5 separate regions of the Mus musculus genome follow, and regions 1, 2, 3 and 5 are each linked to region 4. A link is a loop called in an ENCODE intact Hi-C map of the cell type or tissue named here. Cell type or tissue: gastrocnemius. All regions are shown on one strand. Region 1 overlaps Rab33a (RAB33A, member RAS oncogene family). Region 2 overlaps Bcorl1 (BCL6 co-repressor-like 1). Region 3 overlaps Elf4 (E74-like factor 4 (ets domain transcription factor)). Region 4 has its middle 42 kb from the start of Apln. Region 5 has its middle 8.6 kb from the start of Xpnpep2.

What was found. Peaks named below come from ENCODE experiments on the same cell type or tissue, not always from the same donor. Only the 100,000 strongest peaks of a DNase experiment are listed, where the experiment ranks them.
Region 1: a loop joins it to region 4, with 5 times the contacts of the local background. A loop is called at or near these places in 12 of 42 quality-filtered maps.
Region 2: it touches region 4 in a loop (4-fold over the local background); 9 of 42 quality-filtered maps call a loop at or near these places.
Region 3: it touches region 4 in a loop (5-fold over the local background); 30 of 42 quality-filtered maps call a loop at or near these places.
Region 5: it touches region 4 in a loop (2.9-fold over the local background); 8 of 42 quality-filtered maps call a loop at or near these places.

The regions. Positions count from the first base shown.
Region 1 is chrX:48,529,493-48,534,492 of GRCm38, reverse strand. It overlaps Rab33a (RAB33A, member RAS oncogene family), which reads right to left. Exons shown (of 2, transcript NM_011228.2): 2 at 4,253-4,844. The coding sequence ends at 4,389. Among named protein-coding and RNA genes, the nearest start is that of Rab33a, 13 kb to the right of the region's middle. In gastrocnemius, a CTCF peak has its summit at 2,078 (motif pointing right); a DNase peak (open chromatin) is centred at 2,059.
Region 2 is chrX:48,380,825-48,385,824 of GRCm38, reverse strand. Bcorl1 (BCL6 co-repressor-like 1) reads right to left here. Exons shown (of 15, transcript NM_178782.4): 9 at 1,680-1,903. Among named protein-coding and RNA genes, the nearest start is that of Bcorl1, 42 kb to the right of the region's middle. In gastrocnemius, a CTCF peak has its summit at 2,017 (motif pointing right); a DNase peak (open chromatin) is centred at 2,014.
Region 3 is chrX:48,407,481-48,412,480 of GRCm38, reverse strand. It overlaps Elf4 (E74-like factor 4 (ets domain transcription factor)), which reads left to right. Exons shown (of 9, transcript NM_001381876.1): 9 at 1-1,431. It also overlaps a transcript of Bcorl1 not described here. Among named protein-coding and RNA genes, the nearest start is that of Elf4, 44 kb to the left of the region's middle. In gastrocnemius, a CTCF peak has its summit at 2,157 (motif pointing right); DNase peaks (open chromatin) are centred at 2,175 and 2,420; H3K4me3 peaks cover 1,051 bases; H3K27ac peaks cover 1,191 bases.
Region 4 is chrX:47,990,444-47,995,443 of GRCm38, reverse strand. No RefSeq gene overlaps it. Among named protein-coding and RNA genes, the nearest start is that of Apln, 42 kb to the left of the region's middle. In gastrocnemius, a CTCF peak has its summit at 2,638 (motif pointing left); a DNase peak (open chromatin) is centred at 2,636; H3K4me3 peaks cover 459 bases; H3K27ac peaks cover 482 bases.
Region 5 is chrX:48,097,649-48,102,648 of GRCm38, reverse strand. No RefSeq gene overlaps it. Among named protein-coding and RNA genes, the nearest start is that of Xpnpep2, 8.6 kb to the left of the region's middle. In gastrocnemius, a CTCF peak has its summit at 2,583 (motif pointing right); a DNase peak (open chromatin) is centred at 2,595.

The DNA.
Region 1 (5,000 bases), 540 kb before region 4:
CAAATATCTATCCAAAAATTACATTTCACTTAAGTTATCTTCCTTGAATCTTCCAGAATTCCTGAACAAAAGATTTCCAACCCTATTTTATAGATGAAGACACCAGGTTAACATCTTTCTGGAAGTAATGTTATCAGGAAGTACTGACATTTGAATGATAAGTCATTTTCCTTGCCTTGTTTTAGTAAAATTAGATCATTTTCTTCCTACTACTAAAGGTTTTTGGAGGTTGGGGGGCAGAGAGGTTGGGTTTTTTGGTTTTGATTGATTTTTTTTGTGTGTGTGTGGTGGTGCTGGAAATGGAACTCAGGTCTTCATGCATACCAGGCAAGTGTGCGACCGCTACCGCTACCGCTGAGCTACTCCCCAAATGAAGGGGTAGTGCATGCCTGCCATCCCAGTGTTCAAGAGACTGAGGCCGAGGAATTGAGAGTCTCAGCCTAAGCTGTCACATATTGAGCTCCTGGAAATCCTGAGCTACAGAGCGACTCACTGATTCAAAAAGGAAATAGCAATTGTCTAAAGCTGTCATTAATTCAGTGGGAAACATAAAGGCAGCAAACGAGAGTTAATCCTAACCAAGTGCCATGGCTAAATAAACCAGACTGGTCAACTGATTACTTCAAGGCAAAAGGACATGTAACTTCGGGCAGGACCATTTGGCCTGCATTTTCGACATACAGCAAGTCATAATGGTTCTTTCAGGAGAGATGGCCCGCACATACCAAAGCTGGGAAAGGGCCTTGGTCACAAAAGACTGGTCATTAAGGCTACAGTAACCTTGAATAAACAAACTCTTTGATGTAACCCTTATCTTCCAATACATTGCCACCACTTATCTCTGTAAGGACCTTAGAATTTCCGACCCTGGTCTGGAGAGATGGCTCAGAGGTACTTACATATAATAATAAATAAATCTTTAAAAAAAGAATTTCTGACCCTAGCCCAGATCACAAACTATCATGTTATTACTTTACAAATCTATTGTCCTTGACCTAAAAAGTATGAGTGCATCATGCTTTGCTCATTTCTTCAGAATCCAGTGCTGTGAAAATTTCTGTGTATATGTAAAATAAATTGAAAAAAAATCAATGATCTTGACAAGATCTTGACAAGAACTGATCTTGTCAATCCATTCTTGTATGAATTGGGGTCATTGATCTTGCCAAGGAACCCACATACAAACTAAGAAGAATAGAGCTAACCTCTTTGTCGAATAGTCTGACTCCATTCAGTGAGGTCCCTGGAAGGATATGCAGGACAATATCGGAGGTAGCTCCCCTTTATTTGGTTTTCTGTTTTTATTTTTATTTTTGTTTTATTTTATTTTTTTGTTTTATTTTTGGTTTTTCAGGACAAGTTTTTTCTGTGTAGCCCTGGCTGTCTCAGAACTCACTCTGTTGGCTGTTTGCCTCTGCCTCTGCCTTTATCTCCTGAATGCTGGGATCAAAGGTCTGTGCCACCACTGCCTGGCACCACTTTATTTGAAGTATCTTGATTTCCATGAGGGGTTGGTGGGTAGGCTCAAGGCAGCCAGGTTTCTTACCCATAAGTCTACCTAAAGCCTCTTCTAGACATCTAAGATGAAATACTTACTGGGGAAGAAATAAGTACAAACCAAAGGATGAAAGCCACTCATAAAATTCATTTCTTGTTCTGGTTCAGCCGCATCATAGCCCGTGGAAAGGCTGAGTTCCAGAGTGAGACACTAATTCAAAGGCAATCAATATGCCCCCAAAGCAACAGGACGAGTTACTTTTCCTGGCTTCAGCGTCTGCCCACTGCACAGGTGAAATGGGCTCGTTTCTCCCTGTTTGTCCACGCTGCTGCTGTGCCGTGATTCTTAGCAGAGCAGATTCACAGGCTTCCCTGGGGAGAGTGAAGCCCGAGCGATTTGACAGGGAGTAATCCCAGGACACCTCAGGCCATTTCCTTTTGTAAGGATATCCTAGCTTCTGCTGTTTGAGTGCCTGAGTTGGGACTAGGATTTCTTCTTGCTGCTTTGTGCAAACATTCAGGAACTTAGAGAACCACTTTGCTGCATTCACTAACTTCACCAGCAGGGGGCGTGGGATAGCCATGCAATCCTCCCCCTAGAGCCAATTTTGTCTCTTGCATCTAGAGTGGCTCTCAGTGTGGAAGTGTTTATACTCAGGATTAGTCTTCCCAAGTCTCTTGAAGTTAAGAGGCTCTTACCTACTAGTTTCAGGCAAACAGCCCAAGGACAATGAGCGTGACCAAAATAGTTTCATTTTTCTTGCTCAAGGCCTGAAAGGATCCACTTCACCCAGTTGAGTTCCCTGGAAACTCGAAGTGTCCCCTATTGTTCACACAGATGGCTTTCATGTTGTGGCTCTAGAAAGATAGCTTTTGCCTTTAGAGCTTGCCAGACAGCTTAGAGAAAGCGACACACAGAGAGGCATGGGGGCACCACAGGATCATCTGTGAACACTTTAAGAATTCAAATCCCTGAGCCCCACTTTAGAGCTTCTAGATAGACTGGGTTGGAATTCTGTACTGTAACTAATTGAGGTTAGCTTGAACCAGCATTTGAGAACCACTAATTCAAGAGACTCGCCAATGAGCTATTTCATCGATCCTAACAGCCCTGCACTGCCCTTAGGGACATAGGTAGCTAAAGGACTTGGATTAACCCAGGGGGGTTCGTTGTGTGAATCATTCTGAGTTCCTTGAGAAACTGGCCTTCCCCAAAGGAGCAAATACCCTACTTTTACTTAACATGCAAATAAATGGGCTGGAGAGATGGCTCAGTGGGTAAAGGTGCTTGCTCCCAAGTCTGATGATGTGACTTTCAATTCGTGGTGGCAGGAGACAATCAACTCCTGCAGGCCATCCTGTGACTTCCACACATATTCTGGCATGCTTTGTCACTCCCCACACATAAATAAATAAATAAATAAATAAATAAATAAATAAATAAATAAATAAAATGAAAACAAGTTAAATACAGTTTTTTTTCTAGCACCAGTCACTGGTGTTGAGTGTACAGTGTTCTGTATTCTTACAACATAACCCTATACTCACTGTTGTCTGATTCTTTTTTTTTTTTTTTTTTTTTTTTTTTGACACAAGGTTCCTAGGCTGCCCTGGAACTTGCTCTGTAAAGTAGGCTGGCCTTGAAGTCACAGAATTCTGCCTGCTTCTGCCTCCTGAGTGCTGGAATTAAAGGTGTACTCATCACTGCCCAGCTTAATTCTATTATTTCTTAAAGATTTATTTTATGTGTGTGAATGTTTTGTATGTACGTGCACCACATGTCAGAGGAGATCAGAACTGGGCATGCATTCCTTGAAAATGGACTCACAGACAGTTGTAAGCCATGATGTAGATGCTGGGAATTGAACCTGAGTCCTCAGCAAGAACAGCAAGGGCTTTTCATCACTGTACCATCTCACCAGCCCCCGTTGTTGAAGTCTTGTTTGTAAGTAGTTGCATTATTCTGTAACTGGGTCACGGGGCCTTTGGACAGGATGTGTCTTCCTGTAACACATATTCCATGGCATTCTTTGCATAACATGTATTATTATTAGACCAACAGGGGATAAACATCAACTTCTCATGATGAAATTGGTGGGGGGGCTGGTGAGATGGCTCAGTGGGTAAGAGCACCCGACTGCTCTTCCGAAAGTCCGAAGTTCAAATCCCAGCAACCACATGGTGGCTTACAACCATCCGTAATGAGATCTGACTCCCTCTTCTGGAGTATCTGAGGATAGCTACAGTGTACTTACATGTAATAAATAAATAAATCTTTAAAAAAAAAAAAGAAATTGGTGGGGAATGGGATTTTTGTGAAAGAACTGGGAATGTGAAGCTGCTTCTTTTTATACTTTAGAAAAGGAAGCAAGACATCCAAGCCACACACCTCGGAAAAACGGGAAATGTTAAATCCACATCTCATCTCACAACTTCAGGGTGATGCACGCCTTTAATCCTAGCACTTGGGGGGGCAGAGGCAGGAGGATCTCTGAGTTGGAGGCCAGCCTGGTCTATAGAGTGAGTTCCAGGACAGCCAGGACTAGGCTGAGAAATCCTGTCTGGGGGGGGGGAGAGACAACAAACAAACAAACATGCAAACAGACAAACAAAAGACATTTGACTGTCAAAACCCTCCTCTGTGGGTGGGGATGTAGCTCAGTGATGTAGCTTTTTATTATCAAGATGCGAGGCCCTGGCTTCTAGTGTCAGCACTCCAAAAAAAAGTCTCCTGGAAGAAAGCAAGACACAAAGCCACGTGATAATCTATACAAATTTTATTTTGATATTAGTTTGTATGGAAACAAGCAGGTGTAGGTATTATGCAGGCACAGAAAAAAGGGAAAGGAAAAACTCCAGTGGTAATTCTCGAATATTGACACCATTTGGCTTCAACAAGGACAGGAGGCTTTACCGTTAGCCTCTTGTGAGAACTCCAGTTTCTGCACCTTGCCTTGCTGCCTCTCGGCATCACGGTACAAGAGGGATTTCTGGGCCTTAAGTCGGCAAGCCAGGCACATGAAGATCGACTCCACATTCTGGCTTTCTTTGGGGTCCTTGGCTGATGTCTCAAACAAGAGCATGTTATGAGCGTCAGCAAATTTCAGGGCTAAGTTGGAGGGTACCTGGATCTGTTCCCTCAAGTCACACTTGTTACCCACAAGCACCTTGGGGACGAGTGGGGGCACAGCATGCCCGTTGCATTCCTGGATCCACATTTTTAAGTTGGTGAAGGAGGTCATCTTGGTGACGTCATAGACAAAGACCACGGCATGCACGTTGCGGTAGTAATGCTCAACCATGCTTTTACGGAAGCGTTCTTGGCCTGCCGTGTCCCACACCTGAACCTGCAACAAAAGCCCATATGTAAAATCAGAAAAGGAAACAAGAGAAAAAGCATCGTCGGAGCTGGCCAGTGGTGGCACATCCTAGCAGCGGAGAGGCAGAGATGGATGAATCTCTGGGAGTTCAAGGCCAGCCTGGTCTACTGAGTTCCAGAACAG
Region 2 (5,000 bases), 390 kb before region 4:
CTCAGAACTGTTTAAAGATGGTAGTGTTTTCTGCCTACTAACCTACTTCCTAGGGAGGCCCAGAAACGGGCAGAAAGCAGTTACTCAGAGACTGCAAGACACATTGACAACCTAGGCCTCTTCCTCAGGCAGACAAATTTGTTTCATGTCCTGATTCTGGCAAGGAGGACCACTGAGTCACCTCTCATAAGTCTTTACTGTAAAATGACTGGAATATAAGTGCCTACCTCTAAGAAGTACTTGGGAATTAAGAGCACCAACAGGAGAGCTGGAGTAAAAGCAACTTTGCCATACAAGCATGAGGATATGAGTTCGAATCCCCAGAACCCATATAAAAGCTGGACTTGTGATACAAGTGCCTATAAACCCAGTACTCTATGGGAAGATGGGAGGTGGAGACAGAAAAAAATCCATTCCTGCTTACCCAGTGCATGCAGCAGAAAAACAGAGAGACTGTCTCAAACAAGGGACCTACACCCGAGCTTGTCCTCTCACCTCTACACACAATATAAGCACATACATTAAATAAATAAAAAGTGACAAGAAGAAAGAGGCGGCCAGAGCCAAGCACGTGTCTGTACTCTCCCAGTGGCTCCTATCAGTCCTGTAGTCTATGGGTTTGGGATAATGGATTCCCTGGCATGCCAGATCACAGTTGGTCTGGCTTTCCCTCTAGTTCTCTCATTCCTGTCTCTGCCTGAAGTGCAAGGATGCATACTGACCCTCAGAGAACACTTTCCGTTATCAAAGCCTGTCACAGACATTGCTTTTGTTCCCCCCAAGTACTCCTGTGAGACAGAAGGGGCAGGGAGCATCAGCTCCATTTAAAGATGAGCAAATAGACTTGAGTGTCTTGTCTAAGCTGCAACAAGGATTCACGGGGGAGGAAGAGGTGGGCAAAGACAAGCATCTATCCCTCACTGGTATCATTTGGGAATTCCTACTTGAAAGCCAGACAGAAGAATAAGAGCTGTAACTAACCAAACCAGCCCAACGTGGTCATTTGATTTTCTGTTGTCAATGGCAGATACCTATCACAGGTACACGCTGGACCTGCAACTCACTTCCTTCAAAGGACTATGCCATTCTTCTTTAGCGGTACATTGTAGAATCTGACAGCGCTGCAAGTGTTATGAACCGCAGAAGCAAATGAACTGGTAATTTTGAAAAGGGTTCAAAGAATGCTTGCCTGGCTAACTGCTAAGTACCCAATTCATTCGCTGCTAGGCTTCCTCCAGAGGCAAAGGAACAGGGGACAGGATGGAGACAGCAGCTAACCTGGACCCTTAAACCTTGGTCTAGGTAACAAAATCCTGGCTTCAACAAGTTACACTCTACCTTAGTTGTCTCAGAAAGTCAGACAGGAGCTTCTTGACTGGATGTTAACAATCTGTTCAGGCTAATACCCTGCCATATTTAAAAATGAGGTACAAGGATTGTTAGGGAAAAGAAATCAGGGGTCAAACCCCATAATTAACTATAACTTCAGTTTCCACTGTTTGAATGTGTCCCGCGTTTCTAGAATACTTTTAGAATACTTTCATACAGCTCAGTGGCCCCCTCCCCCATCTACTTGTTTCCTTTGCCCTCTGGGAGAGAATTACAGCTAGACAGACGTGCTAGAAAGTCGGCCTCTCTAGCCCACGGTCGTCATATTGGTCCCTTTGGTGGCTACATACCCTTGCCTCTTCTGAGGCGTTTGCCATGTGCTTGGTCTTGCACTTTCGCTTTCCTGACGGCTTTTCTGGGTTTTCAAGGCAGGCTGGCTCCTCCAGGTTATCTGGAAGGAAACCGTTTGGTGAGTCCGAGATCCCCTGGGCTTTGCTGGACAAGAGAAGGTTCCTGTTCCTGAGGCAGTGCTCTGAACTTTGGGAGGAAGTCTTCTGCTTACGGGCCTTTGAATCTGAACAAGAAACAGGAAAGAACGACTGTCACAGAAATGGAACACCATCCTTTAGTGCTTTACCATGCAAATTCCCCATCTATCCGTGGGAGGCGCTTCCCAGACCTGCCAGCAGGGGGCAGCCCATCTAACTGGCCCCCAAAATGCGGGTCATTTTGAAAGGATCTCCCCATAGCTCAGAGCAAACCAGAATCTCTTTTCAGCCTTTCTCTACCCCCTCCCTCTCCAAAATCAAAAGCAACTTGGCAGTTTTGCTGAAGTATCAATCAAGTACAGTGGGGTTCAAGTACAAAGTGGAGGGCTAACTTTACGAGCTCAGTTCTCCTCACCTCTAACTGCCTGTCAGTTCCTGTCTGAAGATACCAAGGTAAATGCAACAGACACTCCCCAGCGCAGTATAGGCCTACTTGTGTGTAATGGCAGAAAGATACTGCCTTCCCTGATTGGAAATCAGGTAATTGGTATCACAGGGCAACAACATGTGTCTAAAATTGTAATTTCAAAAAGGTCTACTGCAAACTCCACTAGCAAGAGCCTCACCCCATAGGGTCTGCCTTAAACCTCTTGTGTAGGTGACATAAACCATTCACTTGTATCGATTGGCAATGGAGATGCATGGCTTGTGTGTGTGGCTATGTCTGTATTTGTAGGTGCTGTAATGAGCAGTTACAGAGGTCAACATCAGGTGTCAGGCCCCTCCCTCCACCTTGTATTGAGGGAGGGTCTCTCTTATTTGTTGCTGCACTATTTATTATATGACTTCAGTGCAAGCTCTAGGGGGAAGGGGTATCTCCGTCACAAACCTGAACACCAAGCCTAGCACACAACAGATCAGTAAGGCTATGAATGAAGTAGCTGCAACTTCAGTTTCTACCATGTGTGAAATGAAGAGACTGGAATCCCAGAGTTCTCAACTCACTGCCACCCCAAACTTGAAATGGACTCTCATCTGTAAAACTGCCAAAGGCAGATGCAGATGTAGGAGTCTCTATTCAAGACCAGTGAATTGGCTGGGGTGGGAGGTAGCGCAAGCCTTGAATCTCTGTGAGTTGGAAGACGGCCTGGTCTATGTCGTGGGTTCCAGGACTGCAAGGACTATGCAGACAGAACTTGTCTCAAAACAATAACAACAATAAAAGGAAATTGCACAACTGGCTGTAGCTTATGGATTTAGGAAAGAAGCCCTAGCTATCATACTATCCTTCTTCCACCTAGTGTATTAGTGGGTCCTCACAATATGGCCAAGAAATGCTGTGCTACATGGTCTCTGACACTTCCAGCAAGAACATTCAAACTCAGGTCTTTTTACCCCATTTTTAGTCTTTTTAAAATGTTTTCCCTCTCTCCAAAAACCTAAAACACAAACATGAAAAACAAAAATGAATCAGCATGGCAAAAAAATATGAAAACAAAACAAAAAGCCCATTAAAAAAAAACATGGAGTATGTTTTGTGTTAGCCAACTACTGTGTGCATTCAACCTGGACTAGTGTGTGGTTGATATACCCAGCGACACTCATTGAACAAACCCAATTCTCACTTGCCCAGCAGGTATCCCTGCTCCCTTTTGTTCTGAGACAGAGTTTCTCTGTAAAACCCTGGCTGCCTGGAGAAGCACCTGCCTCTGCACCCTGAGTGCTAGGGATTCTGCACTGCTTCTTTTATTTTATTTTTAGAGACAGGGTTTCTCTGTGTAGCCCTGTCAGTCTTGGAACTCACTCTGCAGAGCAGGCTGACATGGAACTCAGAGGTCGGCCTGCCTCTGCCTCCCATGTCCTAGGATTAAAGGCGTGCGCCACCACCTCCTGGCTTGTTTTATAGACATGGTCTCAGTATATGGTCCTGGATGACCTGAAACTCACTATGTAGACCAGGTTAGTCTAGAACTCATAAAGATTCGCCTACTTCTACTTCTTGAGTGCTATAATTAAAGGCATACACCCACCATACTCAGCCTTAATCCAGAGCTTCTGACCCAACAAGAGGGTTAAAGCAAGAGGAAGAAACAGAACTGTGCCTTGTGAAAACCGTGGAGAGCACGGAAAACCACATCTCGGAGTTCAATAAAGAAGGAAATAAACAGGCATCTACTCCATGTAACCAAGGGCAGGGCAAACTCTGGAGTGTACTCAGTTGCAGAAGAACCAGAGCTTTATGCTAGCCTACAAAAGCACAGAGTGTGCAGGGGACAGGTAGGCACATGGAAAGAGCTGTTTCTACCTCTTTCATAGAATGAAAAGGAAGCGAGCCAAGCACAAGATGAAAGGAGAGGCCATGAGAGTTAGAGAGGAGGGTGATCTACCTGGCTTGTCCGTTTCCTACTTCTCTGACCCTGGCCTGAAAGCCAAATAGTGTAGGTAAGGAGACTTGAGCTTTCTGAGGAGGGGCGTGCTTGTCAAAACTCACCCCCCGGCCCGGGGTTAGAGAGATGCCTCCGTGGTTAGGAACACTAGATGCTCTTCATGAGGACACGGGTTTGATTCCCAGCACTCACACAGAATCACAATGATCTGTATTGCAGTCTGGAGGTTCTGGTGCCCTATTCTAGCCTCCTCAGTAAGTGCCTGCATGTGCTGCACAGACATACATACAGGAAAAGCACCCATAAACATAAAAAAATCAATAAAAATATATTTTAGCCGGGCGATGGTGGCGCACGCCTTTAATCCCAGCACTTGGGAGGCAAAGCAGAGGCAGGCAGATTTCTGAGTTCGAGGCCAGCCTGGTCTACAAAGTGAGTTCCAGGACAGCCAGGGCTATACAGAGAAACCCTGTTTAAATATATATATATTTTTTTTTAAGAAATTTCTGCATGAAAAGATTTGCTAACACCAGTGGCTTCAATGCATAGCTCCCAAAAATACTCAGAGAGGGAGAATGACCTACTTCTCAATAGTTTGGGCTGCCCTTAAACAAGCAAGATACCTTGATCACTGGTATTCAGTATGTTACTGCAGATGGTCTAGCAACGGCTAGCTAAGCCCCTATCATGCATGCTGTGGCAACGTCTATCTCAGTGTTATGGACTAGCTAGCAAATAGGTCCAGGCAACTCCAAAGAGGTCCTTCTGACTGAAAGAGCTAGTATCATGTGCCTTT
Region 3 (5,000 bases), 420 kb before region 4:
AAATCTCAGAGCTGTCTGGTGGGCTCTGTGCACTTGACCCTGCCCCTCTCCCTCATCTCCTGTTATCTGGCCTGTCTTCATTTCCAGAGCCTCCAGCCTAGCCCATGCCTCTTAACGTCCCACTTCCCAATGTGACTTCTCAGCACTTCTCTCTGGCAGGCTACTTGCTCTGGCCTTCCTCTGCTAAAAAGCCTTCAGCGAGTCCTGGCCTGCAGACTAGGCCAGTCCTTAAACTGCTGATCCCCACCCACTCAGGATTTTCTAGCTGGTCTAGGCCTAGCTTTAGTTCCCCAATCGTGGCAGGGCCCAAGAAGTTGGGGAGCACTTGGAGAGTAAATCTTGAAAGATTTGAAGTTTGATAACAACCCACCAGGGAAAAGAGCTCGAAGTCGGTGGCATTTCACTAGTGGGTCCTCTCTGATATTCCCCACTCACCCCATGCCAAGGTACTCTTCGAGGAGTCCATGGTCTTTGAACTTGTTCCCACTTAATGCCTTTTCTTTCCTGGGTTCCATCTAACCAATATGCTCTATCCTCTTACTAACAATGGAAAACTGTGTCTCAAGATGGAATTGAGTGGGAACAGCCAGTTCTTACCTTTAATTCTTAAACTTGTAACTGCCACTTGATGGACAGGTGACTAGAAACAGCCTGTGACATCTCTGTTGTAATCACAAACTGTTACTTAGACTGTAAGTTTAGTACCTTTTATCTCCTGTGTGTGTTACCTTCTGAGGGGTAGGCACCACCGTGTCACCCACAACACTGGGCATACTATAACGCAGATGAGCATCCCTGACCAGTTACTGTTTGATCTGATGAGAGCTGGGAAGCAAACTTTTGAGGTAGCTGACCGCCGTCCTCCCCTCTCGCTTAGGCAGTTACTCCAGGTGCTTCACTGCCCAGTGCTGCCCCCCCCCCCCACAGGACCACCTCACCCTCTATCTTAACATCAAAAATTTGTATTACTTTCAACATCCCTCTGATCCTAAAGACAACTTCTTGTTCAGTTTCTTCCTTACCCAGAGTGTTAAACTAGCTAACCGGTTAACTAACCCTTGCTGACAAGCGTTCTGCAAGAGGCTTACAGGAGAACCTCAGGAGACAGATTTCCTTGAACCAGAGTCAGGTGGCAGCAATCCCCCTGCTTTTGTGATGGCCTGCCTAATGGAGTCAGGAGTCAAGTGATGGTCCTCACGTCCCAGCGGCTGATATGTGACTCCCTCCTCCTGGCTCCCACAGCACTTTGTATATACCTCTTATTGTAGCACATTGTATGTAGTTCTTTGATTGTGTTCATGTACGGTTTCCCTTCAACAGACTGTGAGCTCCTCCAGAGCAGGAGCTGTGTGCTAGTCAGTGATGTATCCCCAGCACCTAGCCACAGTGCCTGATACACAGTAGGTGCTCAATAAATGTTTATTGAAAGGCTGAAGGTGTTCAGATTCCAATTGTGGGACCTTCTGCCTTACCTGGGGGGCGGGCAGGAAGAGGACAAGTAGGTCATTCCATGCTCAGGAGCTAATAATCATGGTGGTTTTGTAATTTTGGTGTCATTTTTAAAGGTCGTGATGGGACGGTCTCATGTAGCCCAGGCTATGTGACCAAGCATGATCTCCCCCATTCTGAGATTACAGACATTCGTTGCCACACCCCTCCCATCCCCGCGCCTTATTTCGGGCTGAAGACTGAATCCAGGGCTTCCTGTATGCTGGATAGATACTCTATCAACTGAGCTACATCCCCAGCCTGGACCACAGCCCACCCATCATAACATTTCAGGCAGCTACTCCCTTTACCCACGTGTTTATCTATCATTGGGTTCGCCTGGCGCTTAGAGCTGCTTTCAACTTCAACTATGCTGTGTTGATAGGCGACTCCCAAACAACTGCCACTGCCTCCCTTCCAAGTGACTGCACTCAGCACTATATCCTTATCCCTCGGTGGGACTGAGGTAGAAATGTCACTCCCATCCTTGGACGGGAACAGTCAAATTTGTCTGCCGGTCATGAGCTTGCTGACTGCACTCAGAAAGGCAGTTACCTAGAGCTTTGAAGACTCTGGACCCAGGGTGAGCAAGCTCTTTGGGCTCCCAGTTGCAGCCAGCAGCCTCCAAGCGCTTCTGCCCTGTGCGCCGGGCATGGAAGCCAATATCCAGCAGGTGGCGCTGTGGAGCCGGAGATGGTGGGCCAGCCAGGCGGAGCCCGGGAGGGAGGGGCGGCCAGGGCGTGGCTCGCCGCTCCCAGAAGAGCAGACTAAGCGGGCGTCTTCCTGTCCCTTGGAAGTGTTCCCTGATTCTCAACTTCTGGGCGGCTTTGGTTTCCGCCGACAATCTCCCTGGCTTTGAAGCTTCAAACTTTCTCCTCGGTCCCCTTCCCTCTCCAAGAGTTCAGCAGTCCGCAGAATGTCGCCTTCCCATTGGCCAACCGTTCCCTGGCCCCGCCCCCCGCCCCCGTCTCTAGTACCTGTAGGTGAGCTAGTGGCGACTGGGCTCTCTGGCTCGCTGCGGGCTCCCTAAAGCCGCTAAAGCACGCTCCAGGCCATCGCCAACCTCTAGACAGGTCCTGGACCCGATGCTCCCTCTCCTTAGCCTGCCTTTAGCAACACTTTCACGCGCCACCGCTTTCTCCCTTGAAATGGGAGAATAATCGAGGCATCTGTTACAACCATTTGCCTGCACCTGGAGGAGACACACACACACACACACACACACACACACACACACCCCGAGCCTGGGAGGAGCACTCACCCAGCGGCCAGCCCTCCTGATAGTGGAAACTGCCACTGTAAGGGGGGACACAGGGCTAGGCCTGCTCCCCTTCTTAATCTACCAGGTCTGCCTGAACATTTGGCAGCTCTTCCCTACCCAACACAGCAAAAGAAAAGCTTCCGTGTCAGCCTTGATCTTTATAACCTGACAATAGTCTCCAGCTACTGTATGGGTCAAAGAACGCATAAGCATGAAATGTGAAAGTGCTGTTGACTCTTCTCTCTCCTCCAAGCCTCTACTCACATTGTGCCCTCATTCCAAACACCATTCCCTGGCATCTATTTATATTTAAGTATGCACCGCTCACTACCTCTCCCGTGCCATCTGCTCCAAGCATCCAGGTGCCCTTGCCCAGCCCTTTGAGCTCCCACGGCATTTGGGGCCTATCTGAATACTGTTAATCTCAACAGGGCTTCTGTAACCTCCTGACTTGTCTGACTTCTGAACCGCATTTCCTTTTTGTTCTTTTGAGACAAGGTCTCACCTATGTAGCCTGGGCTGACCTCAAGCCCCTGCCTCTGTTATTCAGAGAAGTAGAACTGTAGACATGCGTTATCACACCTTGCTTGTTTGGGTGCTGGGTCTTGCTGTATAACCCTGGCTGACCCAGCGTTCACAGGAACCATTCTGCCTCCCCCCCCCCATGTCCTTGGGACTATGGGTATGTGTCACCATGGATGCTTGCCTTCTGACTACAGGTTTCAACTAGAGGATAGACCTGAAAGTAGAAACACTATGGGGTGTTTGGGATGACCTTGTAATCAGGAAGTGGGGAGGGGAACAGCAGGAAGGCAGATTAATGCTGTACCTCCAAAAGGATGGTGTTTCCGTACCTGGGCAAACTCCAGTGGAAACACCTTGCTGAAGGATGGGTAAGGACTGCAGCTGAAGTTCAGACCTGGGGAATGTCCGGACTTTAAGAAGCCAGACACATCATTCTCCTGGCCTGCCCACTCAAGCCACAGTAAGAGGCCCAAAGATACAGCGCTTAAAGTTTATAGGATCCAGCCAGGCGTGGTGGCACACACCTTTAATCCCAGCACTCGGGAGGCAGAGGCAGGCTGATTTCTGAGTTCAAGGCCAGCCTGGTCTACAAAGTGAGTTCCAGGACAGCCAGGGCTATACAGAGAAACCCTGTCTCGAAAAACAAAACAAACAAAAAGTTTATAAGATCCAGAGCTTCACAAAGTCTCACCTCGAACAGATTCTGGGGCCTGCAAAGACCTTCTGCCACAGTTTGTCTTAAAGAGTAATCCTAAAACTAGGAACAGGTGTCTTGCCTTATAGTTACGTCATTAAGTGGCAGGTGGGGAATTCCACAGTATAGCCAGGTGGGTAGTGTCAGCCCAAAGAGGAGTCAGCAGATTATTTCTGACTGAATTGGGAGAATCCTAACATCCAGCAGCCAAAGGGTCCCTCTTCTACTCCTGTTACTCTAGTCCAAGAATGCCCCTTCTACATTTCCAAATCAAAGCAACCCCAAGTTGGACTATTTTTCCCTCAGGTGGGCAGGGGCCCTGGAACATGCCCCTTTCCAGACCAAAGCTCTAATTTGACTTGCTCCCCCCTCCCCTGCATCTCTAGGGACTACGTAACTCCCCCAAAAAGCCACAAATGGGAAAAGTGAGGACAGGAGACAAAGGCCCTGACACGGGTTTTTCAGTATGCAAGTGTTTTTGACTCCACAGCCAGTTGCTTAAAACGAAACATAAAGGGCAGCCAGAATACACACCGAAATGCAAAACAAAAAAGAAAAACAAAACAAAAGCAAACCAAAAAACCAGAAAACAAACCACACAGTATCATAATTTCCAACAAAACAAAATTGAAATCCACCCCCCCAACTTTATATATATATATATATATATGTATATCTATATATATAATTTTGTTGCCGTTAAAAAGGGAAAACAGTTGTTCAAAACCAATTGGGTAGGATGATGGGGCTGTCCTACAGAAGGGGACTCAGAAATTCCTCTGGGAACAAAACACACACACACAGTTAAAAGAAAGAACTCTCCTAAATGGGTCAGGAGCCCCCAGAGGACAGATTGTCCCATCCCCAAACTGGCTTTTTTTTTCCTTTTTTTTGTCTTTTTTTTTCTATTTTCTTCTTTGTTGTAGTTTAGCACCTGTACAATAAAACTGTACCATCTCCATCCAGAGCCAACCCCAGCAAGGCCCTCCTGCCTTTGGATGGTACATACTCTCTACAAGGATTGTTCGGAAA
Region 4 (5,000 bases):
TACCGGGGCTTCCCTATGACTTCTCTGTCCTTGCTGCGAATCTCTTGCCATGTCTCCTGCATGACCCTCTCTTTAGATCATTCATGGGGAAGGGCGGGGATTGAATATGGGGATCTTGTTCAAGTTCATTTTTGTGAAGACTTACTAAAGAATCTTCTCCTATCAGAAGAGGCTTTCCAAAATCTTTTCTCCATTCAAGGCTAACCTCCCGTAAGGAAATCTTTCTGTACTGCTTACTGAGCTGGTGATAACACAAGGTATAGCTGATGTCTACTGATGTTACTATGTACTATTAGTACATGGTACTGGCTCATTTTCTTCTACTCTGTCTAATCCGATCCTCTTAGTCTTAGAGGGAGGGGTGGTCATCCCCACTCTGCACCCAGGGAAACATGCTCAGAGAAGGGAAGTGACGTATCTAGACTTGCACCGGGAGCATATGGCCTAGCTGGAGAGCAAGCGCTTCTGATTCCCAGGCCTTGCTGCTACTCACTGCTCTCTCCTATTCCCAGAAGCTTCACACACACACACACACACACACACACACACACACGCCCCATCATAACCTTTCTTCAATCGCTCTGAAACAAAACCAAGATAAGACTTGAAAGGGACTTTCAATTTAAGTGTTGTATTTTCTGCAAGGGCTTTGATGGGGAGGGATGGTCGTTTTTAACTAATCAAAACTTTACCAGGTCTGGTGGTGAATGCCTTTAGTCCTAGCACCCAGGAGGCACAGGCAGGTGGATCTACATGAGTTCGAGGTCAGCCTGATCTACAAAGTGAGTTCCAGGACAGCCAGGGCTACACAGAGAAACCCCTGTCTCATAACAAAGTCAAACAACAACAACAACAACAACGAAAAACCTTACCTCTTCTTCTTTAGACAGGACTCTAGAGTTAGTATTAATTGTATACATATGCAGTGCATATATAATCTCATCTAATCATTACTACATCCCTGAGATGTGTGTGTAGTGTACAGACAAGGTAACTGAAGCTCGGAGGTTTTTGTTTTTGTTTTGACATGCAAGGAAAATGCATTTGGTGAACTAATGCAACCTGCTTTCTTCATCCCAGGACGCTTCTTACTCACTAACGGGTCCCTACTAATCCTTTCGCTTCTCCCCTGGCAATTTGGTATGCTAGGCCTTGTGATCTACAATAGCTGAGGCTAATAATGGTGCTTGCTCCTTAATCGCCAGTCTCCAGTACTGCAGTTAAGGCTCAGCACGGTGCTCAGTGGGTATTTCCCAGACAGTGTGTGAGCAGGGCTTCTGGATGCCCTGGAACTGGCAAACAGGTCTCAGAGCTTTCATTGGCTCCTCCCCTTGATACAAGTGGAAAGTTGGGGACATCCTGGCTGGCTAGACATCTGCTTGGTTTGCAGGTCTGCAGCTCCTCCTGCCTCAGTGTATATATGAGAACAAGGCGAGGGGAAACTGGCCAGGGCTGGGCACTGAGCACTGTGGTGGGGCCCGTGGACGGCATATTGTTTTCCTGCCATTAAGGAGCCACCTCAGAAGATAGCATGTCTGAGTTGTTCCATCCACGAAGAGCGGCCCTAGGGACAAAGATCTCTGGGGATCCTCTGGAAGGAAGGATGAAAATGTATAGTAGAGATGGATGCTTGTGTGCGTGCGTGTGCGTGTGCGTGTGCATGTGCGTGTGTGTTCTTCTGATTCCCCTGGATCCATCTTACCTTCTTCTAAGAATCTCTACAGACCCCTGCCTCCTCGAAGTTCCTCCAAGGCCAGGCTGGCCTAGCACTGGAGGGAAAGAAGACTAGGATATGGGTTGCCAGGTCCTTCCCAGCGTCAGGCCTACAAGGGAGGCAGGTAAGGCTTCGGGGCACTGAGTGCTCTGATGTGCACACTCGGAGCTTGGCCCTGCACCTGCTCAGGTTGCACTTTTGAGTGAGCAGGGACCCCCCCCCCCCGTTAGTTTCCTACCCCAGGGCCTCACTTGCCAGAACTCTCAGAGGCTCCATTGGGATTCCCAGTATAAAAGAACCTTTGGAGTCCTTCGGTGCTGAGGATGTAGGGATCTGCAGGCAGTCTTGCATCAGACGGGCGACTCTTGCAAAGGCACCCAGAAAGAGAAGCCTCCAATCTGTATCCCAACGTCAGGCAATTTTCTGAGTGAGAGGAAGGCCGGGCCATGACAAAGGAGATCTGGAGAGCTTGAGTCCCGCTCTACCAAAGCACCTTGATGCCTTCCCTCCATCTGCAGTTTAGGGACAGTACCTCCCTCTTAGAGCAGCAGTGAGGACACAGGGTCTTGCCTGCAGAACTCTGGACTCCAGACTTACTGCTACCACTCACTGGTTCTCTGACTTGAAGAAAATCTCCTAACCTGCGATTTGGTCCTCACAAGCCAGAGGATGCATTGCATTTCCTGGAAACAAGGAGTTAAATAGAAATAGGGAGATTTCTCTCCACTGTGTGAGCAGAGGCGATTGAACCAACTGCTTTCTTAAGGTTCCTTCCTGTTTCCTGTTTCCATGATTTAAAAACAAAGCAAAACAAAACAGCAGAAAATCTCTTTGAAACTGAAGCCTAGAGCCAAGTCAGGTTTCGGCACCATTTCCCCTTCAGCCCCGCCCACCAGACAAAACTAAGCTTATACTGCCCTCTGGTGCCCACTACTGTTACTGCACCCACTTCTACTGGCCTGTGGAGGCTTCGGCTTCAGAATCAATACTTCATTCATTCGCACCTCTTGGTTCATTCACGCCTCACAGTTTTATTGATTGCTCCACGCTGGCCAGCAGCAGTGCTGTGTGCACCGTGACAACAAAGATGAACAAGACTTAGATACTTCCTTTAAGGGCTACTCTTCTGTAGGAGAAATAGATTTTAAAATGATAATTTCATTGATGTTTATTTGTGCGTGCGTGTGTGTGTGTGTGTGTGTGTGTGTGTGTGTGTGTGTGTGTGTGTGTATGTAGTTAGTTGCGCGTGCATTTATATGCTGATACATCTCGTTGACCCACATAGGTTGCTTTAATAGGAAAATGAATGTAAAGGGCCATTTAATGCTGGGTCAGGTTGTGCTTGGCTTCAGGGAGGCAGGGATATGGAGGAGAAAAAGGAATGCTTTTCAAGCTTCATTTTAAAGATTACACTGTTGTTACCTTGTTATTCACTCAAGGTAAATTATTTTAAAATTAAATTAAAAGCTATCATACTAGTTGATGGATTTCATTATGGAATTTTCACACACACACACACACACACACACACACACACACACACACACAGTCATTATCTGTTGTTATTTTTCTCTCTCCCAAATACCCCACTCCTTTCCACCTGCCCTCCTCTTTCTGATACCCTCTTTCCCCTGGGTAGTTGTTGCCTCTTCAGTTTTTGGGTCACCTGTACCCCACTACTCTTTCTACCTTCCTCCCCTCCCTTAATACCTCATCTCTCAAGTCTCCTATGCCCGTCCTCACACACATGGGACATTTACACCTGTACTCCACATATGAGATAAAACAGAAAGGGTTTGTCTTTCTGAGTCTGGCTTGTTCTACTCAATGTAATATTCTCCAGGTCCTCTCCACTCTCTCAGATCATGATCTCAAGCTTCTTCATAGTAGAATTCTATTCTATTCTGAATAGAATTCTACTATGTCTACTGTACTATTTTTCCCATTTACATGTTGTTGGGAATTTAGACTGGTTCCATCTTCTGGATATTGTGAATGATACGGCAATAAATATGGTTGTGCAAGAATCTAAAGGATGATCACTGAGAGTCCTTTGGGCACATACTCAGGAGCGGGCTGGATTATTTTGTTGTCTTATTTTCAGTGCATGGAGGAACCTCCATACCAGTTCACACCCCACACACTATTTAAGGCTTCTCTCCCCATATTCTATCTAGGATTAAAAAAAAACCCTTAGTTTTTATTTTGTATGTATGGGTATTTACCTGCCTTTCTGCATGTGTACCGTATGCATTCCTAGTACCCGTGGAGTCTAGAGGAAGGTGTTGGATCCCTTGTAGCTGGGGTTACATAGGTGGCTGTGAACTGCCACATTGGTACCTGGTTTTCGGTAAGAACAGAGAGTGCTCTCACCACTGAGCCATGTTGCTAGCCCCAAGATTTGTTTTGTAATAGCCCCTCTAACTGGGTTGAGATGGAATCTCAAAACCAGTTTTAATTTGCACGTTCCTGATAGCTAAGGATGCGGGATACTTGTAAAACATATTTATTGGTCATTTGTATTTCTTGTTTTGAGAATTGGCTATTCATTAGTTCATTAGTGCGCATATTAATTGAGGTGAATTTGAGGGGGTTGGTGTTTACTTTATACATGCTAGATAGCCATCCCCTGTTGTCTAATGGATAGTTGGCAAAGACTTTCTCCAATCCTGACTCTGGTGATTGTTTCTTAATTTTATGCAACCCAGTTTGTCAGTTCTCCGTATTGAGTCCTGGACTATTAGTGCCCCTTAACGAAAGTCGATGCCCAAGTCCCTGTCTTTTACCTATGCTTTCCTATAGCAGTTTCAAAGTTCCAGGTCTTACGTTAAGGCCTTTTATCCACTTTGAACTTTTGTTTGTATTAGGGTGAAGGATGAGAATCTAATTTCATTCTTTTACATGTGTGACCTAGTTTCCCCAGGACCATTTGTTGAAGAAGTTGACTTTTTTTTTCCTAGTGTATGGTTTTGACACCCTTGTCAAAAATCTGGTAGCTTATAGGTGCTTTGGTTTATTTCGGGGCCAGTCTTCTGTTCTAATCCTTTGGTCTATATGTCTTTTGTTGTGTGCCAGTGGTGGTGGTTGCTGGATGGATGAGTTTGAGTTCTTCCAGTTACTGGTATATGTAAAAGCAAAGAAGCACATTTGGAGGAGTATAGGGCATTTGGTCTGTTGGGGGCATAATGTGGATTCAGGGTAACAGAATGAGATGAAGACGAGGGCCAGGAGGCATTAAGGCAGAGATAGGTCTTGTGTGTCCCGTGAGAAGCTTGGACTTGATTCC
Region 5 (5,000 bases), 110 kb before region 4:
ACATCTTCTGCTCTGTGATTTGTAATGCCTTGCTCAGCATGCATTGCAAGTTAGCATACACACGAGACTACACTAAGCTCTGGCTTGTTCCACTGATCGGTGTCCTGTGCCAGTATCCCACAGGTTTGTTGACTGCAGTCTGTGTTGTGTTTTGATAGCTGGTAGTAAAAGCTTTACTCTATGTTTTTCAAATACTTTTTGTCATGTTACATATTTTATTGTCTACATAATCAGCTCATCAAGTGCTATAAAAACCCCTATTATTGTTGGAGTCAAGATGGCTTTAGATGTTTCGATTAATCTCAGAGACAAAAGAACCTCATTGGAACACATCTAGTTTTGTTTTGTTTTGTTTTTCTGTTTTATGACTTTCCATGTAAAGTTTCCCTGGCCACTCTACTGAAGGTACTCGTGCAGAAGTACCAATGGCTTTCATGGTGCTCCCTAATTGATAATGGGGCTCACCTTGAAATGAGGCAGGTTTTGTGACTTGTTTGAAAATGAGCAGATGGTGAAGTGATTTTCCACTTTCCCCACCCCCGTGTGGGACTTTTCAATTGGGTTAATTGATGTGGGGGGGGGGGGAATCGCTCTAAATGTCAACAGCCTCATCCCACCGAGGCCTGGACTGAGGATAGAGAAGGCAAGCAGAGCGCTAGCCCCCATTTCTCCGATTCTCAGCTGCAGATGCAATGTGAGCAGCTGCCTCACGTTCCTGCCACCAGGCCATCTGGGCCATCATGGTCTGTACCTTCAAACCTGGGGGCCCAAACACACTTTTCCTTCCTTAAGCTCCTTTTGTTAGATATTCTGTCACAGCACGGAGGAAAGTAACTAACACAAGCACGGCTCCCCTGAGGGTGTCTTCAGTATCTTCAGAACTTCTTCATCTGACTAATTACTCCTAAAGATTCCTTCTCCAAATCCCAACCCACTGGAGACAAGAATCTCCACATGAGAGTTTTAGGGGACACAGCACTGAGTGCTTAGCACACTGAATCAATCTTCAAGAGGCTATGCAAGCACTCCAACTACCCTGGGAATGTCTAAGCTTCCGGGGAGCTCAAAGCAGCTTATGAGCAAGATGGCTTGGAGAGATGGTGAGACCACCACAGGAGAGACATAGATGCTCCACCAGCACCCAACTACATTAGCTATCCTCTACCCCACCTCATTCCCCCTCCCCCAATGCCCTGGTTCTGGCCACTTTCTGTACCACATGCGAGACCCCCAAGTTAGATGATTCCCAAGCCACAGACACCTTGAGAGAGATCAGGTTAATGCCATGGTGTCTGTTGCTTAAAGTCAGTATGTTTTTCTTACTTAGCAATAGCCTTCTTAAAATAAAGGACCACTTTTAGAGTATTGATTTCACTGTGGCAGCTCACCTAAGAGAGCTCTCCCCTCCTTTTTTATCCTTGAGAGTTATTTTTAGTTTTCTCCTTGTGGCCATGGCTGATTCTGGCCAGGCATGTCGACAAGGGCCCATAATGCCAGCACTCTGGAGGTCCAGGTAGGCGGAGTGTGAGCTCAAGGCCTTCTCGGGCTGCGTTGCAACACCCTGTCACAAAACAAAACGAAATAAATCAAGACAAAGCTGACTCCATTCATGGTTGCTTCTTCCTGTCCTCTTTCTACACAGTTTGCTCTTTTCGTGATCATGTCTGAGCCTCAGGGTTCTCTCCTGATGACTAACACTTGCTTCGAGATAATCTCACTCATCTATAAGCCAACACCAACTCAGACTTCTTTCATGAGCTCTGAACTCAGGGAACAAATTGCCTACGTATGTCATAGTCAGCAAAACCATATGTGTTTGTTCCTTCATTGCCCTCACACTACCAACATGTCCCTGTGGGCCCAGATGTCCAAGCCATCATCCCGAGGGCCATTTCAGATCCCTTCCTCTCCTCCATCTCCAGGTTCAGGGAAATACCCTGTCTAACCTAGTCCATCTCTTAAATGCATCTAAAGGTTGTCAGGTTCCCGGTGTTCTCACTAACTGTTGCCACAGACCCTGACAAGCATGTCTGCCTTTATCTCTTCCCCTCCAAGCTACCCTCCACGACACAGTTGGTGGCTAATAATCTAGAGCTTTAGAACTAAATAGATCTGCATTTGTGGCTCATCTCTGCCCTTCACTGTGGCTTTAGGCATGCCATTTAATTTTCCAAGTCTTAGTTTCTTCAGCGGTAAAATGGGAACAATGATATTACTTATTTGCAAAATTGGTGCCAGCATTCATTAAAGTAATGTGTGTGTGTGTGTTACAGCATTAGGCACACAGCAAATGCTCAATACATGATAAAGGAATGTTTTTAAAATGGGATTTAGATGAGAATATGTGTGTTCATAGTAACTCACCTTCTTTGCTGAAGACAATTCTGGTCTCATGGACCCCATCAGCTGTAGCAGGGCTATGCCTGGTCTAAATAGGAAAGGTTTCATGTGTGTAGATTAGGGACAGGCATGACATGCACACTGTTGGAGAGGTCTGAGTGCAGCAAGGGCTGAAAGAAACTGACCATTCTCCAGGAGCTGCTTTTACTGGCCCAACTGGGGCCAGCACATCTGGAGCCACACAGCAGAGGGCAGCAGAGTTTGGTGCGATTGCAGCCCTCTGGCTTGGATGAGAAACCTAAAGGAAGAATCTGGGGAGTCTTAATCCCACATTAGAGTTTGGCTAGAGCTGTCCAGGGATAGCAGTTTGTTTTGGTCAGACCCCAGGACAAGGGACTGAGGTATATATTTACTTATCACAGCAGACTTGGCCTCCAGGTCCTCTGAGAATCCCTCAGTCCCTACTTGCCCTTAACCCTGAACTTTCTAACCCAGAGGCTCTTCCCTATATAATCCAGACATTTTTGTCTCCTCAAGGTCTCTCTCTCTCTCTCTCTCTCTCTCTCTCTCTCTCTCTCTGCATGTGCTCTTTCTTTTCCCCTTCTGCGCTCTTTTTCTCCCCATGGCAACTTCCCTGTTCTTGGTCCTTGAGGCAAGGGAACTCAACCTAGAGCAACTTCCCAATAAACCTGCCTTTAATATAATCGAATTTGTCTTGAGTTGGCTCAATGGCTAAAGGCACTTGTGGCATAAATCTGATGAACTGAGTTTGAAGTCTAGAACCCATATGGTGGAAATTCAAGTTGTCCTCTGGTGTTCACGTGCATGCTGTGGCACTCACTGTCACACACACAAGTAAATATATGTTTAAAGAATTGAAAACAACAAAACAAAGCTGAGGATTAAGGCAAGGGTTAGGAGACTCTCGTATTTTTCCCCCATTCTTCTCCATTGTCTTGGATGGGAATTCAATTTTAGGAACTCAAATCCTGCTAAGTGAAGTGGATTTTTTTAGTTAGTCCTTGTGTGAGGTAAATGCTGTAATTTTTCTTCTCCCATCTATAGCTTACCTGCTGTGTGACATTTCTTCATGTGTGAAGTGTCCAGTGGATGGATGGTTGGTATTCTCCTACAGAGAATTCCTGCTGACATGTGTTTTGTTTTAGGTGGCTTCTTTCCCAGCCGGTCCAGCCTCTTCTAGGTTGCCTTCCTATACCACATTGCCAGTGTGTGTCCAAGGACAGTGAGAGAAAGTGAATGTAATCCGAGTCATTGAATAATCCTCTATCCAATTGTTTTGTACTATACTGTTGCCTTTTGTTGATTAAACAGTTGTTCTGATTCATCGTCAGTCTTCAAGGGAGGTGTTCGCCCACTCATTCAGTCAGTCATGACCGAGTGCCTGCTGTGTGCCAAGCAGGATGCTAAATTGCAGGGATACAGGAAAAAAAAAAAGCATGAATGGTCTATGCCCTGAGGAAACTGCCACTTAAATTACTACCCCTCAGGTAGAACTTGGCATCTCCCATCTTCTCCATCCCCATTGCCTTAGCTTGTGAGCTCATCATTTGCCTCTGTCTTGGAAAGCTGCAGCTGGTCTGCCAGCTTCCTCCTCCCTTTCCGACCCAGCTGCACGCACACCACTTCGATGACGGAGGACAGACTCTGCTTTTGAAAACATCCCTTTCAGCATGTCACATCCTTCCCCTGCTCAACCTGCTCAGAATCCTTCAGTGACTCCCCACTTCCTGTCAAATGGGCTACACATGCCTTCACCACTTGGCCAAATTCAAGCAGCTGTAGGAGCTGATTCTGCCCTCCTTGCTGTGCACCTATCTCCTATGCATCCCTCTGCTCCAGCACAGGCCGTCTTCTCACTATCCCCATGGGCTGCCAGAACATTCCTCTTATTTATCTCTACTTATCTGTCTGTCTGTATGTCCATCTGTCTGTCTATCTATCTATCTATCTATCTATCTATCTATCTATCTCTTGTCTTCTATTTCTATCTAACAGGGTTTTGCTATATGGCTTGGAGTGGCCTCCAGCTTGCCATCTTCTGGCATTCTGGAATGACAGCACATCTCTGGCCATGAGAAGCTCCAGGCTGGGTGCTATGTCTTACAGGATTTTCCTCTCTTTTGATCTCCCTTCTCTGTGACCTTTAGTCCAAGCTCTAGCTGATGTCAGGGCCAGATAGAGATACTTTCCAGGGCGAATGCTTTCTATTGCTCATCCATCCTTTCAGATGCCATTTTCAGAGACGCGTATCTGGTACCAGAGAGTGTGGCTCGGTGTGTTACAAAATATCATGTCACAAAATTGCCATAATACTCTCTGAAGTTTATCTCTATTAGGCCTACCTTTCTAATGAGACAGGCTTGGGAAAGTTGGGTATTTAGAGTAAGGTTGCATTTCCAGAGAGGCCTGCCTAAGAAACAAGTGTTATCTCAAGAGAGAGGCCATTATCCCACAAGTGGACCATGCCACCAGCTTTTCCTCTTTTTGGCAACCTAAGGGCCAACTCTACATGCTTGTTAAGCTCTTTAACAGCTGGTTTTTAAAAAATGTATTGTTATTTATCCTGGTTCTGAATCTCTGTTTCTATTTTGTCATTGTTATAAACAACCTCAAAAATTTAAGGGAGACAGGATAAGGGC